Regions from separate parts of the Homo sapiens genome. Here all the other regions are linked to region 3. A link is a contact called in ENCODE Hi-C or POLR2A ChIA-PET data. All regions are on one chromosome and are shown on one strand. The core of a region is the stretch at or near the end of the contact, and the rest is flanking DNA. Distances in the headings are between cores, read along the strand shown.

Region 1 (4,353 bases), core at 1,294-3,793, 660 kb before region 3:
TAGCATACGGTAAAATACTAATGAAAATCAGTAAAACTAGTGGTTTTATTCATAATTGCCCCAAATCAGAAGCAATTAAGATGTTTCTCAGTAAGTGGTTGAATAAACAGACGGCGGCACCTGCAGACAATGGAGTATTATTCAGTGATAAAAACAAATGAGGCTGGTCATGGTGGCTCGCACCTGTAATTCCAGCACTTCGGGAGGCCGAGGTGGGCAGATCACTTGAGCCCAGGAGTTCGAAACCAGCCTGGGCAACATAGTGAGACCCCTGTCTCTACAAAAAATAAAATAAAATAAACAAAGTTAGCCAGACATGGTGTTGCATGCCTATGGTCCCAGCTACTGGGACCTGTTTCTGTTTTCAAAAAAAAACTGAAAAAAAAAAAAAAAAGAAAAAAAAGAAAAGAAATGAGCTATCAAGCCACAAAAAAAAACATGGAGGAAGCCGAAACATATTGCTAGGTGAATGAGCCAGTCTGAAAAGGCTATACCCTGGATGATTTCAACTACATGACACTCTGGAAAAAGCAAAATGATAAAGACAGCAAAAAAGATTGGTGGTTGCCAGGAACTGGGGAGTAAGGGAGAGGGGAGAGATGACCAGATGGAGCACGCGAGTTTTAGGGCAGTGAAACTATTATTCGGTACAACACTATAATGGTGGATCCATGTCATTATACATTTATCAAACCCATAGAATGTGTAATACAATGAGAGAATCCTCATGTAAATGATGGGCTTAGTTGTAAGGAATCGGTATAGGCTCAGCAAATGTAACGAGTGTACACCTTCATTTAAGATGAAAGTGGGTGCGGTGGCTCATGCCTGTAATCCCAGCACTTTGGGAGGCTGAGGTTGGCGGATCACTTGAGGTGAGGAGTTGGAGACCAGCCTGGCCAACATGGTGAAACCCCCTCTCTACTAAAAATACAAAAATTAGCCGGGTTTGGTGGTGTGCACCTGTAGTCCCAGCTACCTGGGAGACTGAGGCAGGAGAATTGCTTGAACCCGGGAGGCAGAGGTTGCGGTGAGCTGAGGTCACGCCACTGCACTCCAGCCTAGATGACAGAGTGAGACTCTGTCAAAAAAAAAAAAGAAAGAAAAAAAGATGTTACTAGCAGGAGAAAGTGTCTATGGGGAGAGGAAGGGCACACGGGAGCTCTGCGTTTTCTGCTCCATGTTCCTGTAAACCTAAAACTGCTCAACCAAATAAAAAGATCCATTTAAAAAATCAGTACCTTCGTAAAACCGAAAAAACATTAAAATAAGAATGAAGTGACAAGTGCAATTTAAGTCAGGAACTTGTTAGGTGAAAGTACTGAGGTGAAAACAGACCTTTATTCTGAATTCTCTGAGGAGCTGATCAAAGGAGGGATGAGTTACATAGGGCACATTGTCTACGGAAAGAAAACAGACCTGTTTTCCGGGAGAGACAGGCCAACTCTGAGATGAATTTGTCCCAGTTTGTTGCTGTTGTTTGTTTCAGAGACAGGGTCTCTTTCTGTCCCCCAGGCTGGAGTGCAGTGGCACAATCTCCTCTCACTGCAATCTCTGCCTCCCAGGCTCAAGCGATCTTTCCACCTCACACGCCTGAGTAGCACCCACCACAACACCCGGCTAATTTTTGTATTTTTTTGTAGGGATGGGGTTTCACCATGCTGCCCAGCTGGTTTTGAACTCCTGAGCTCAAGCGATCCATCCTCCTGCCTTGGCCTCCTAAAGTGCTGGGATTATAGGTGTGAGCCACTGCGTTTGGCTAGTTTTTATTCCTCATGGAGAAATAGCATAATGGGTGATGAGCCCGACTGGGCTGTCACTAGAAGTTCTACACATTACCATTTCGTATCAATCCAGGTTTTAAAAACCCAAGAAGGCCTGATGCTGCTACATTGTAGCTCATCAGGATGGTTCTGTGCTGCACACAGATTGGAGGACGCAGATATCTTTCTTCAGGATCAGTGCTTACGGTTTCATTTTAGGAATATCTATTTGCCCCTCAACTTTAAAGCTGAGTCAGGGCTGCGCCAGATGTGTTTTGTCTGCTTCTATACTCCTGACTTGTTCATTTTTCCCTTAAAGGGCTGCTTTCCGACTAGGCGTGGTGGCTTATGCCTGTAATCCAAGCATTTTGGGAGGCCAAGGAAGGAGGATGGCTTGAGATCAGGTGTTCGAGACCAGCCTGGCCAACATGGTGAGACCCCGTTTCTACTGAAAATACAAAAAAATTAGCCAGGCATGGTGGCACGTGCCTTTAACTCCAGCTACTCTGGAGGCTGAGGCAGGAGAATCACTTGAACTCGGAAGGTGGAGGTTGCAGTGAGCCGAGATCACCCCACTGCACTCCAGCCTGGGCGACAGAGCAAGACTCCATCTCAAAAAAAAAAAAAAAGGGCTGCTTTCAAAGATCACTGCATAAGTAGTGTGCTTATTATGATAGATTTTATAACTTTAAGATATAATCATCTTGTTCTTTTTCGTACATTAGCAAAGGAAACCATGAAACCACACGTTAGAATTGAGGGGACTTTGAAGTCAGGGAGTCTCTTTTTTACAGTTGAAGAGGCTCCGACAAACGTCAATGGTTTGCTCATGGGTACATGGCTAGTAAACACCAGAGCTGGCTCTAGGACTCGCATTGATGTCGGTTAATTGATATACCTGACCCCGCTACTAGTGCACAATTACTGCCCTGCGTCAGGCCAAATCAGGGGCATGGATCATCATGTTGGGGACACTACCCCAAAGGAGGAGATGACATGGCTGTCCACAAACCGGGAGCCCAGTTGTGCCCAGAATTGGTTCCTTCTGGTTGGTTCTTGGTCTCGCTGACTTCAAAAATGAAGCCGCGGACCCTCACAGTGAGTGGTACAGTTCTAAAGATGGTGTGTCTGAAGTTTGTTCCTTCAGATGTTGAGATGTGTTCAGAGTTTCTTCCTTCTGGTAGGTTTGTGGTCTCACTGACTTCATGAGTGAAGCCACAGACCTTTGCAGTGAGTGTTACAACTCTTAAAGGTGGTGTGTGTGGAGTTCTCTGTTCCTCCTGGTGGATTCGTGGTCTTGCTGGCTTCAGGACTGAAGCTGCAGACCTTCATGGTGACTGTTAATCTCACAAAGGTAGCACAAACCCAAAGACTGAGCAGCAGTAAAATTTATTGCTAAGAACAAAAGAACAAAACTTCCACAGTTAGAAGACGACTGGCGGAGATTACCGCTGCTGGCTCAGGTGGCCAGCTTTTATTCCCTTATTTGGTCCCACCCACATCCTGCTGATTGGTCCACTTTTCAGAGCACTGATTGGTCCATTTTACAGAGTGCTGATTGGTCCGTTTTTACTGAGTGCTGATTGGTGCATTTACAAACCTTTAGCTAGACACAGAGCGCTGACTGGTGCGTTTTTACAGAGTGCTGATTGGTGTGTTTACAAACCTTTAGCCAGACGCAGAGCTCTGATTGGTGTGTTTACAATCCTTTAGCTAGACAGAAAAGTTATCCAAGTCCCCCCACCTGACCCAGAAGCCCAGCTGGATTCACCTCTCACGGTGGCCCTCCTGCTCACACAACCTGCCTACCTCTTGGGAAGACACCTCCTGTTTGGACTTGCTGGTTTTTGTGCAGTCACGCAGAAAGCCCCATTTCGCATGACGCTAGCTGAACTAGAAGCAGAGAGACATGTACAACATTATAGATCTTTTATAGTTAAAAGGACCAGGAAATTCTGATCCCCTGACCCTCTCAACACCCTCCCCCCGCCACCCAAAACAACCACCAGGAAAGCGTTCTGCACTTCAGTGGAAAAGGCAAATCTTGTAACACTTGGCCTTGGCCTAGGTGCTGGGTGTCCAGAGCGGATAGAGGCCCATGGCGACAGTTGTGCCAGCAGATTCCTGCTGCTAAGTCCCCGGCCTTTGCGCTCTGTGGCCTGGGCTGATGGGTGGGTGGGTGCCTTTATTTGCCTGGTTGAGGAGTGCACTCACTGGGGGCCATTTGGTTTGAAACATTTTTTGCAGCTAAGGGGTGGTAAAGATGACGCTAGTTTAGCTGAGTTTAAGGCTAATTAATCAGCCTTCTTTTTTCTTTTTCTTTCCTTTTTTTTTTAGACAGAGTCTCACACAATTCCCTGGGCTGGAGTGCAGTGGTGCGATCATGGCTCACTACTGCAGCATCAACCTCCTGGACTCAAGCAATTCTCCTGCCTCAGCCTCCCGAGTAGCTGGGACTATAGGTGCCCAACACCATTGCCCCGCTATTTTTTTATTTTTTATTTTTTATTTTTTGTGGAGACAGGGCTTTGCCATGTTGCTCAGGCTGGTCTCAAACTCCTGGGCCCAAGTGATCCTCCTGCCTCAGTCT
Region 2 (4,417 bases), core at 1,761-4,260, 860 kb before region 3:
AATCCCAGCTACTCTAGAGGCTGAGGTGGGAGAATTGCTTGAACCTGGGAGGCGGAGGTTGCAATGAGCTGAGATTGCACCATTGCACTCCAGCCTGGGCAACAGAGCGAGACTCTGTCTCAAAAAAAAAAAAAAAAGAAAAGAAAAGAAATTACTAGAAGAAAACACTGGGGGGGGGGGGGCCAGGCACGGTGGCTCACACCTGTAATCCCAGCACTTTGGGAGGCTGAGGCAAGTGGATCACCTGAGGTTAGGAGTTCGAGACCAGCCTGGGAAACATGGTGAATCCCTGTCTGGACTAAAATACAAAAATTAGACAGGCATGATGGAGGGTGCCTGTAATCCCAGATACTCGGGAGGCTGAGACAGAGAATCGCTTGAACCCAGGAGACAGTGGTTGCAGTGAGCCAAGATTGCGCCACTGCACTCCAGCCTAGGCGGCTGAGCGAGACTCCATCTCAAAAAAAAAAAAAAAAGAAAAGAAAAGAAAGAAAACACTGGGGAAATGTTCCAGGGTATTGATCTGGGCAAAGACCTCAAAGCACAGACAACAAAAGCAAAAACAGACAAATGGAATTACATCAAACTAAAAAGTATATGCACAGCAAAGGAAACAACAAAGCAAAGAGACAACACACAGAATGGGAGAAAATATTTGCAAACTATCCATTTGATGAGGGACTAATGACTAGAATATATTAGGAGCTCAATAGCAAGAAAACAATCAGATTTAAAAGTGGGCAAAAGATCTGAATAGACATTTCTGAAGAGATACAAATGGCCAAGAGATATGAAAAAGGGCTCAATGTCACTAATCAGAGAAATGCAAATAAAGACAGTAAGATATCATCTCATCCCAGTTAAAATGGCCTTTATCAAAAAGGGAATAACATGCTGAGATGGATGTGAAGAAGGAACCTCATACACTGTTGGCGAGCATCTCAATTAGTGCAGCCACTATGGAAAACAATATGGAATCCTCAGAAGATTAACTTCTGAGAAATCATAAGTTCTGGAATCATAACTACCATATGATCCAGCAATCCCACTACCGGTATATACCAAAAAGAAAGGAAGGGCCAGGCACGGTAGCTCACGCCTATAATCCCAGCACTTTGGGAGGCCGAGGCAGGCAGATCACTTGGGGTCAGGAGTTCAAGACCAGCCTGGCCAACATAGTAAAACCCTGTCTCTACTAAAAATACAAAAATTAGCCAGGCATGGTGGCACACACCTGTAGTCTCAGCTACTCGAAAGACTGAGGCACGAGAATTGTTTCAACACAGAGGCAGAGGTTGCAGTGAGCCAAGATGGTGCCACTGCACTTCAGGCTAGGCGACAGAGCAAGATGGAGTCTCAAAAAAAAAAAAAAAGAAAGAAAATCAATATATCAAAGAGATATTTGCACTCCTATGCTTATTGTAGCACTGTTCACAACAGTCAAAATATGGAATCAACCAAAATGTTCATCAATGGATGACTGGATAAATAAAATGTAAATATACACAATGAATACTATTCAGCCATAAAAAATAATAAAATCCTATTTGCAACAACATTGATGGAACTGGAGGTCATTATGTTAAGTGAAACAAGCCAGGCAAAGAAAGACAAGCATCACATGATTTCACTCATAAATGGGAAGTTGAAAAGTGGATATCATGAAGATAAGTTGGTGGTTACCAGAGGCCAGGAAGGGTAGCCAGGAGAAGGGGATGAACAGGGTGATTAATAGGTACAAAAATTGGTAGAAGTGCTGGGCAAGGTGTCAAGAGCCCCAGCATCAGAAAGTGGTCGACTTGCTGGTTGGTAAGAAGAATTTATCGACAACAATATAGGTTTGAAAAAGGAAAGTTTTATTAGAACGCTGCAGAAGAGTGCAGCCTCAGCAAGAGAGAACTGAGCATGCCGCGGTGGATTTTTCATGTCCCTTTTCGAATGTCTCATTTTTTGCAAATTCAATCCAAGTTGCGTTCATTTAGCCAGGATCCTTCTAAGCTCATTCAAGAATTTTGGGCTTTAACTATTTCCTTTGATTTAACCTGGTACCAGGTGCCAACTTTAGATAATAGGGATATCTAATTACTTCTAAATTCCTCAGATAAGGGGCCTGCTTGATGGTCACCAGGTGATCTGTGCTCTCCTTAAGAGGGAATAAGACCTAGCGTTGGCAGAGTTCTGTAGGGTGACTATAGTTAACAGTAATCTGTTGTATATTTTAAAATGTTATTATTGAAGAGAGTAACTGGAATGTTCCCAGTATAAAGACAAATGTTTAAGGTGATAGAGATCTCATTTACCCTGATTTAATCATTACACATTATATGAAAGTATCAAAATACCACATGTACCCAGAAAACACATACGTCTCTTACATATCAATAAATACAACTTGAGATTATGATGTAAATACATCTGACCAACTTGGTACTTATTAGACTTATGTGCGCAGCACTGCTCTAGTCCTGTGGGTGCAGCAGCATCAGGATCGTTAAAGAAAACAAACAATGCTGAGAAAAAAACTCACACCCCTGAGACATCCGGGTGTGAATAAATGCGGCAGAGTCGCCCGAGATCGGGAGACCAGGCGTGGGGGAGAGGTCCGGGAGGCCTGGACCAGAGTCCTAACAGACCAGAGGCGAAACGGGAAGGCGCGCCAGAAAAGGAACAACGCAAAGGGAGCAGGCGTGCACGGAGCGCGAACTAAGGAACCCCTCTGACAACCCCAGTCCCTCGGCAGTTCCAGAGACCGGCTCCTCACGGAGGGTGGCGGTAGAGACTGTTAAGCCCCGCGGGCGCCGGGGCAGGCCGGACTGTGCCATTCGTGGGGGGTACCATGTGGGACCGAGCCGCCTCACCCAGGGCTGTCCAGCTAGAAACTCCCCGGTGCCACCCCCGCCTCAGTCCGAGGTAGACTCGGCCGGACGTGACGCAGCGTGAGGCCAAGGCGGCGTGAGTCTGCGCAGTGTGGGGCTGAGGGAGGCCGGACGGCGCGCGTGCGTGCTGGCGTGCGTTCATTTTCAGCCTGGTGTGGGGTGAGTGGTACCCAACGGGCCGGGGCGCCGCGTCCGCAGGAAGAGGCGCGGGGTGCAGGTCAGCGCCAGCGGGGGCGCGGCGCATGTGTGGGCCGTGGCGCTGGGCGGCGTGGGGGTGCTGGACGGTGTCCCTGTGCTGGACGGTGTCCCGCTGGCTCAGAACCGGCGCGGGGCCTGGGTCGGGGCCGCCCTCGCTTCCGGCCTCCCAGTCGGGCCCTGTCGCTGGCGTTGGATTTGACTGACCGCCAGCGTGGTGGCAACGCTGAAGCGTCCAGAATCTTCTGCCTAACCTCTCGCCGGCATGGAACTGGCTAGCCGTTTTATTAAACTCTGTTTTGCGTGGACGGTAAACCCTCCAGATAATCTGTAAATAGGCTAAAAAAAATTCGGAACCTCGTTGAGCTGCTGTCGTTGGCAGTGAGAACTCCGCGCAGAGAGACAGATGTAGTTGGGTTGACTTCAGTGAGGGGATTTCCATCTTTCTCAGTCATTAAAAAAAGTGTTCAGACATTTAACACTGTTGACCCCCACACACAATTTTTTAGTACAGTTATAACTAAGAAAACAAAAATCCCCTCCAAAAAATTACAAGTTAATTGCGAAAGACCACATTTAAATTTTTGCCCATGAAATTCAGTTTAGTCGTTTCTCTGAAACAGTGCTTCAAAAAAGACTGTTTCCCCGCATTGTGTGAAATGCAGGAGACCCACGTACTTGTATTTTTAAAAAACCCATTTGCAACATACTATTAAAGTTGGATTTAAGAGAACATGGTAGAAGAAAATCTAAGCAATACTACACCTTTTAGCACCCTCATTATGTTTTCATCTCAGAGCAATTAAAACTGCTATACAAATCAACGTTAAGATAACTAAACTGCTGCTTTTTTCGTATTCAGTTGTCTATGAAAACCGTTTCCCTAGGAAGTACTTACTCTGCTTGAAAATGCTCCTAAACTTTAAATTTTGGGGTATCTCAGGGTTGCAATGAAAGTTTTTTGAAATCTTTTTTTTTTTTTTTTTTTAAGGCTTGTAAACATATAACATAAAAATGGCTTCCAAAAGAGCTCTGGTCATCCTGGCTAAAGGAGCAGAGGAAATGGAGACGGTCATCCCTGTAGATGTCATGAGGCGAGCTGGGGTAAGTCCCACATCGATTTTTAGCCATTCCTGTTTTAAATGTTTTTGGATTTTTAAATCATTTTGAATAAAATATTCAAAGTGCTCTATGAAATATTTCAAATATACACAAAATTTCAGAGATGACATAAGAATAAATACCTGTTGATCCACTGCTCACATTTAACGCTTGTTAATGTCTTGCCATATTTCCTTCAGACCCATTTCTCTTTTGTTTTGAGCTCTGTCGTCCAGGCTGGAGTG
Region 3 (4,164 bases), core at 395-2,894:
CAGCAAGCAAATCCATGGAACAAAATATCAACCCAAAGATGATTTTATTATTGTACAGATCCAGCTTCTCTCCCCTCCCCCAACAGACTGAGACTAAAAAGACCAGTGTACACTAGACAAAAAGGTCTCTCTTTAAATGGAAAGCAATTATGAAAACTGTTTCAAATCTTAGATGCATCAATTCCTGCTATATTAAAATGTCTATTTTGTAATTCACCAAGTTCACCCTCTTACTAGTTATCTTTTTTTGCGTTTAAAAATTCGCTGTGAAGAAGGCTATTTCACGATTCATACAAAACTACTTTCTAAATGTACCTTAAAAAAGCAACAGATACTGAAACATTTAAAGCACCCAGTTTCTCAAGGACCCATTTTACTTAAATCAATGTTTGAAGTCTGTAATCCAGAAAAATTGTAAGCAAACCTTGGAAAAGAGACAGAGGAAAATGACAATTCAACAATGAATCATTCTGTTTTCCTTTCAACAACTTCTCAAGCAACCAGTTTCAAAGGAAGCCTGCAACACTTTTCCCCCCTCCTAGCAGACACACATACACACGTGTATGTAAAACTACGAATCTTTCCATCATCTTAAAAATTAGTAATAAATAGAAGCCACCCTCCTTCAGAGAGCAGAACTAAAACAGGATAGTAAGAATTCTATTCTGCTGCAAGTGACTTTGGGTTTCATAATTTTCTAATCACATACAGCTGAGAACTAGAGATTGGGAGCACAAAGAGGAAATCTTCCCCCAATGAGAAAATGATACTTTAATAATAAAGTCCTCCCCCCAGCACCCCGAAATCCACAAACATTCAAGAAATTTACAGTTTCAGTCCTTGACTTCCTTCCCTTCCAGTTTCAGCCAATAATGTAGTCACATGAAATAGTTTAACCTCAAACAAGTAGAACAAGAGCATGAATAAGAGGCCAAGAGAGAGCAGGGGTCAGAAGGCACGCAGGAACGGTCACCTGGCCCGGACAGGACCAAAGAAGTGCCCTGCCCTCGCCCGACTCCCCTCGACTTCGGCTTCGACCCCAGCCTTTTCTTCCTGCCTCCCCCCGGGCGAGTGACTGCTTTCACGGCCGACCCTCTCTGACCACCAGGACGAGGGGCCAAAAAAGAAAGCACACGACCCGGCGCGGGCAAGTTGGACACTTACCTTCCCCTAAAGCGCTACACCATCAATAGTGAGGTGTTCGCGGCCCAGCTCCGGGGAAAGTGGCGGGGATGGGGCGGGAGGCCGCGCGGAGGCTGCGGGGCCGCGGGGCGCAGGGCCGAGAGGGGCGGCCCGCGGGGAGGCGACGCGGAGGGGCTGAGGGGGCTTCCCTGCCGTGACCTTTCCTGCGACTTGAACCTAGGCTCCCTCCTCCTCGGTCGGGCAGATCTTTCAGAAGCAGGAGCCCAGGATCATGTCTGGTTTTGTTTTCCGAGGGCGAGGGGGCTCCCTGAGGATGATGGTGATTTTTTTTTTTTTTTAATCCTCAACTAGGAGAGAAAATGAGGCAGAGACAATGTGGGGAGCGAGAGAGGGGAAAAGGACGGGGGAGGAGGCGGGGACCGAGGCCCAGCGGGGCGAGCGTCTCGGGGTGTGCGGGAGGCTGAGGAGGCTCCGGAGCGCGGAGGGTTGCTCGCGAGCGTCTGTGGGAACAGCGGCACCTCCGCGATGGTGGCGGAGCCGCGGCGGAGCTGCTGCACCGACCCGCCGCCCACTCCCCGCTCGGGCCCGGCCCACCTCGCAGTATCGCGCCCCTCCATTGGTACAGCGCGGTGTGACGCGGCCGGGGGCCCGGCCAATGGGAGGCGGAGGAGGCGGGATCTCTTTTTCCTTTTTTTTTTTTTTTTTTTTTTTTTTTTAATCTTTTTAATAAAATGAGCAGAGAAGAAGGCGGAGAGAGGCCGAGCCTTGACAACGCCGCGGCCCGGGGCTCGAGGGCTCGCGCTGCAGGCGGCGGCCAGAGGCGGTGGGCTGGGCTCCCGCCGCGGGCGCGTCTTTGTGAGAGTGCGAGGCCGGCCCTCCTCCGCCGCCCGCCGCGCTCCAGTACCGCCCCCCGCGCCCCCCGGGCTGGGCCGGGCTGGCGGCGCGGGCAGGTCCCGGGTGGGGTGGGGGGAAGTCCGGTTGATCTTGCTGTTACCCGGGTCTTAATTGGCCTTTTCAGTCATTAGGACGCGGATCCATGTTGCTGCGGGCTACAGAGTGGGTGTAAACCATTCTCATATGGACTCTTTCGAAATTCTGATGAGCGGCTTGTAATATTTTTCAAATAGTGTACATGACAAAAGATGAATTACAGAAAGAAAAATAAAAGTGATAAGTCGCACTGCTTATTTGAAAAGAATAAAAAGTGTCATGAAGGCATAAAGGAGAGACTGTACAGGTACAGAAGGGATTTTAGAAAGAGCAGTGTACAACTCTATAAGGTACGTGTGAAAAAAAATCTAAAAAGAGGAAAAGACCAAACATCACCTCTTTTTCTTTGAAGAATGAAGTATTGTGTCCCACTTCCCGAAAGCCTGATAATCACAGGGTCTATCATGCTGTAAAGGGAGTAGGGGCAGGCCAAATGATCATATTCTAGTTCATATAATTTATGGGATTGAGGGGTTTGGAAATTTCAATTATGATTAGCAGTTTTTGAAATGCACATCATGTTTATTGAGTTCTTTCACAGAGCCTGGCACGAATCCAGGGTGAATCATCAACCTATTGTTGGTTTGTTAATATTCTGTAAATGCTTATTGGTGTCCTTATACCATACACTCTTCCCGAAGGAGTTAAGGTCCGTATAAAATAAGGGGTAGAAAACGTAGCACAAAATAATTCACTCATCTGTTTCAAAAGAAGTGATAATTTTCTCCTTGGAAAATCTATTCAGATTATAATTTCCACATTGAATTATTCATTTTTTTTTTTTTTCTGAGAGGGAGTTTCACTCTTGTTGCCCAGGCTGGAGTGCAATGGCGCGATCTCGGCTCACCGCCACCTCCGCCTCCTCAGTTCAAGCGATTCTCCTGCCTCAGCTTCCCGAGTAGCTGAGATTACAGGCATGCGCCACCACACCCAGCTAATTTTGTATTTTTAGTAGAGATGGGGTTTCTCCATGTTGGTCAGGCTGGTCTCGAACTCCTGACCTCAGGTGATCCGCCCGCCTCAGCCTCCCAAAGTGCTGGAATTACAGGCGTGAGCCACCGCACCCGGCCCACATTCAATTATTCTTTAAAGAATAATTTGGACTAACAGATACTATTGGACCATGACCCAAGAGATCTTAAAAAAAAAAAAAAAAGCCATAGATCCTTGCCATCACATTTCTGAGTAACTTTCAGCAAGAAAAATCCTCTTTGCTGGAGTTATGAAATGGGGAAACTAGTTAATATCTCTTTATATATCTGATAATGTGAGAACTGAATTTTAAAACCTAATAAATTCAATAAACTGCTTCCAACATTCTAGATATGGATAGGACTATCTGACTTCCTGTTTGGAAATGATGAGGGATAAAGTATATCAGTTAGATGGCTTCACTTTCCATCAAAATCTCTATCTACAGGAGCATTCTTTCTTTTTTTTCTTTTTTTTTTTTTTGAGACAGAGTCTCGCTCTGTTGCCCAGGCTGGAGTGCAGTGGCACGATCTCAGCTCACTGCAACCTCCACCTCCTCGGTTGAAGCGATTCTCCTGCCTCAGCCTCCTGAGTAGCTGAAATTACAGGTGTGTGCCGCCACACCCAACTAACTTTTGTAATTTTAGTAGAGATGGAGGTTCACTATGTTGCCCAGGCTGGTCTCGAAACTTACAGGAGCATTATTTCTAATAAAGATTCAGCTCTGTGGTAGACAAATGGACAATGCACTGCCATCCAGCAGGGAGGAGAGAGGCTCTCCACGTTAGGAAATAACATTTACTATGGTATTAGGGATTGGCCGTCACTTTCATTTATCCATAAAAATGTAAATTTAGAAGTCCAGAAATGCCACATAGTTACAAAGCATAATATATGGTATCAGACCACAAAATTAGCAAACTAAACCCATTTAACTGTAACAGTCCCACGAAAGAATTGTGGTCCAGCCATAAAGCCGGAGAGTACTGGACCTCCTTCCAAGGATCTGAGAAGCTGATAATGCAGTAAAATAATCTTCATCGTTAAGAACAACTATTA

Evidence for each region. Hi-C counts contacts between places; a loop is a spot of excess contacts on that map. ChIA-PET counts read pairs that join two places held with the same protein, here RNA polymerase II (POLR2A). Pooled maps may share reads with other maps.
Region 1: a loop to region 3 is called in a pooled map, with 7 times the contacts of the local background. The contact joins the enhancer-like site here to the promoter of RERE in region 3. A Hi-C loop is called at or near these places in 7 of 50 pooled maps. POLR2A ChIA-PET finds 5 or more read pairs at or near these places in 2 of 52 experiments (activated T-cell and naive thymus-derived CD4-positive, alpha-beta T cell).
Region 2: a map of B cell shows a loop between it and region 3 (4-fold over the local background). The contact joins the promoter of PARK7 here to the promoter of RERE in region 3. A Hi-C loop is called at or near these places in 2 of 168 maps with a recorded cell type or tissue (B cell and CD8-positive, alpha-beta T cell), 2 of 37 single-sample maps with no recorded cell type and 13 of 50 pooled maps. POLR2A ChIA-PET finds 5 or more read pairs at or near these places in 2 of 52 experiments (K562 and activated B cell).

Annotation. Positions count from the first base shown.
Region 1 is chr1:8,150,273-8,154,625 of GRCh38, forward strand. No RefSeq gene overlaps it. Among named protein-coding and RNA genes, the nearest start is that of LINC01714, 56 kb to the right of the region's middle. Within about 2 kb of position 2,544, at least 3 of the 41 ENCODE cell types and tissues checked have a DNase peak (open chromatin) inside an H3K27ac peak, as active enhancers do.
Region 2 is chr1:7,958,701-7,963,117 of GRCh38, forward strand. It overlaps PARK7 (Parkinsonism associated deglycase), which reads left to right and starts at 3,011. Exons shown (of 7, transcript NM_007262.5): 1 at 3,011-3,093; 2 at 4,063-4,175. The coding sequence starts at 4,086. RefSeq lists enhancers at 2,079-2,862, 2,562-2,661, 2,863-3,646, 3,042-3,091, 3,292-3,341 and 1 more and a silencer at 2,812-2,911.
Region 3 is chr1:8,815,996-8,820,159 of GRCh38, forward strand. It overlaps RERE (arginine-glutamic acid dipeptide repeats), which reads right to left and starts at 1,645. Exons shown (of 23, transcript NM_001042681.2): 1 at 1,165-1,645. RefSeq lists silencers at 1,243-1,302, 1,553-1,852, 1,953-2,182 and an enhancer at 1,595-1,889.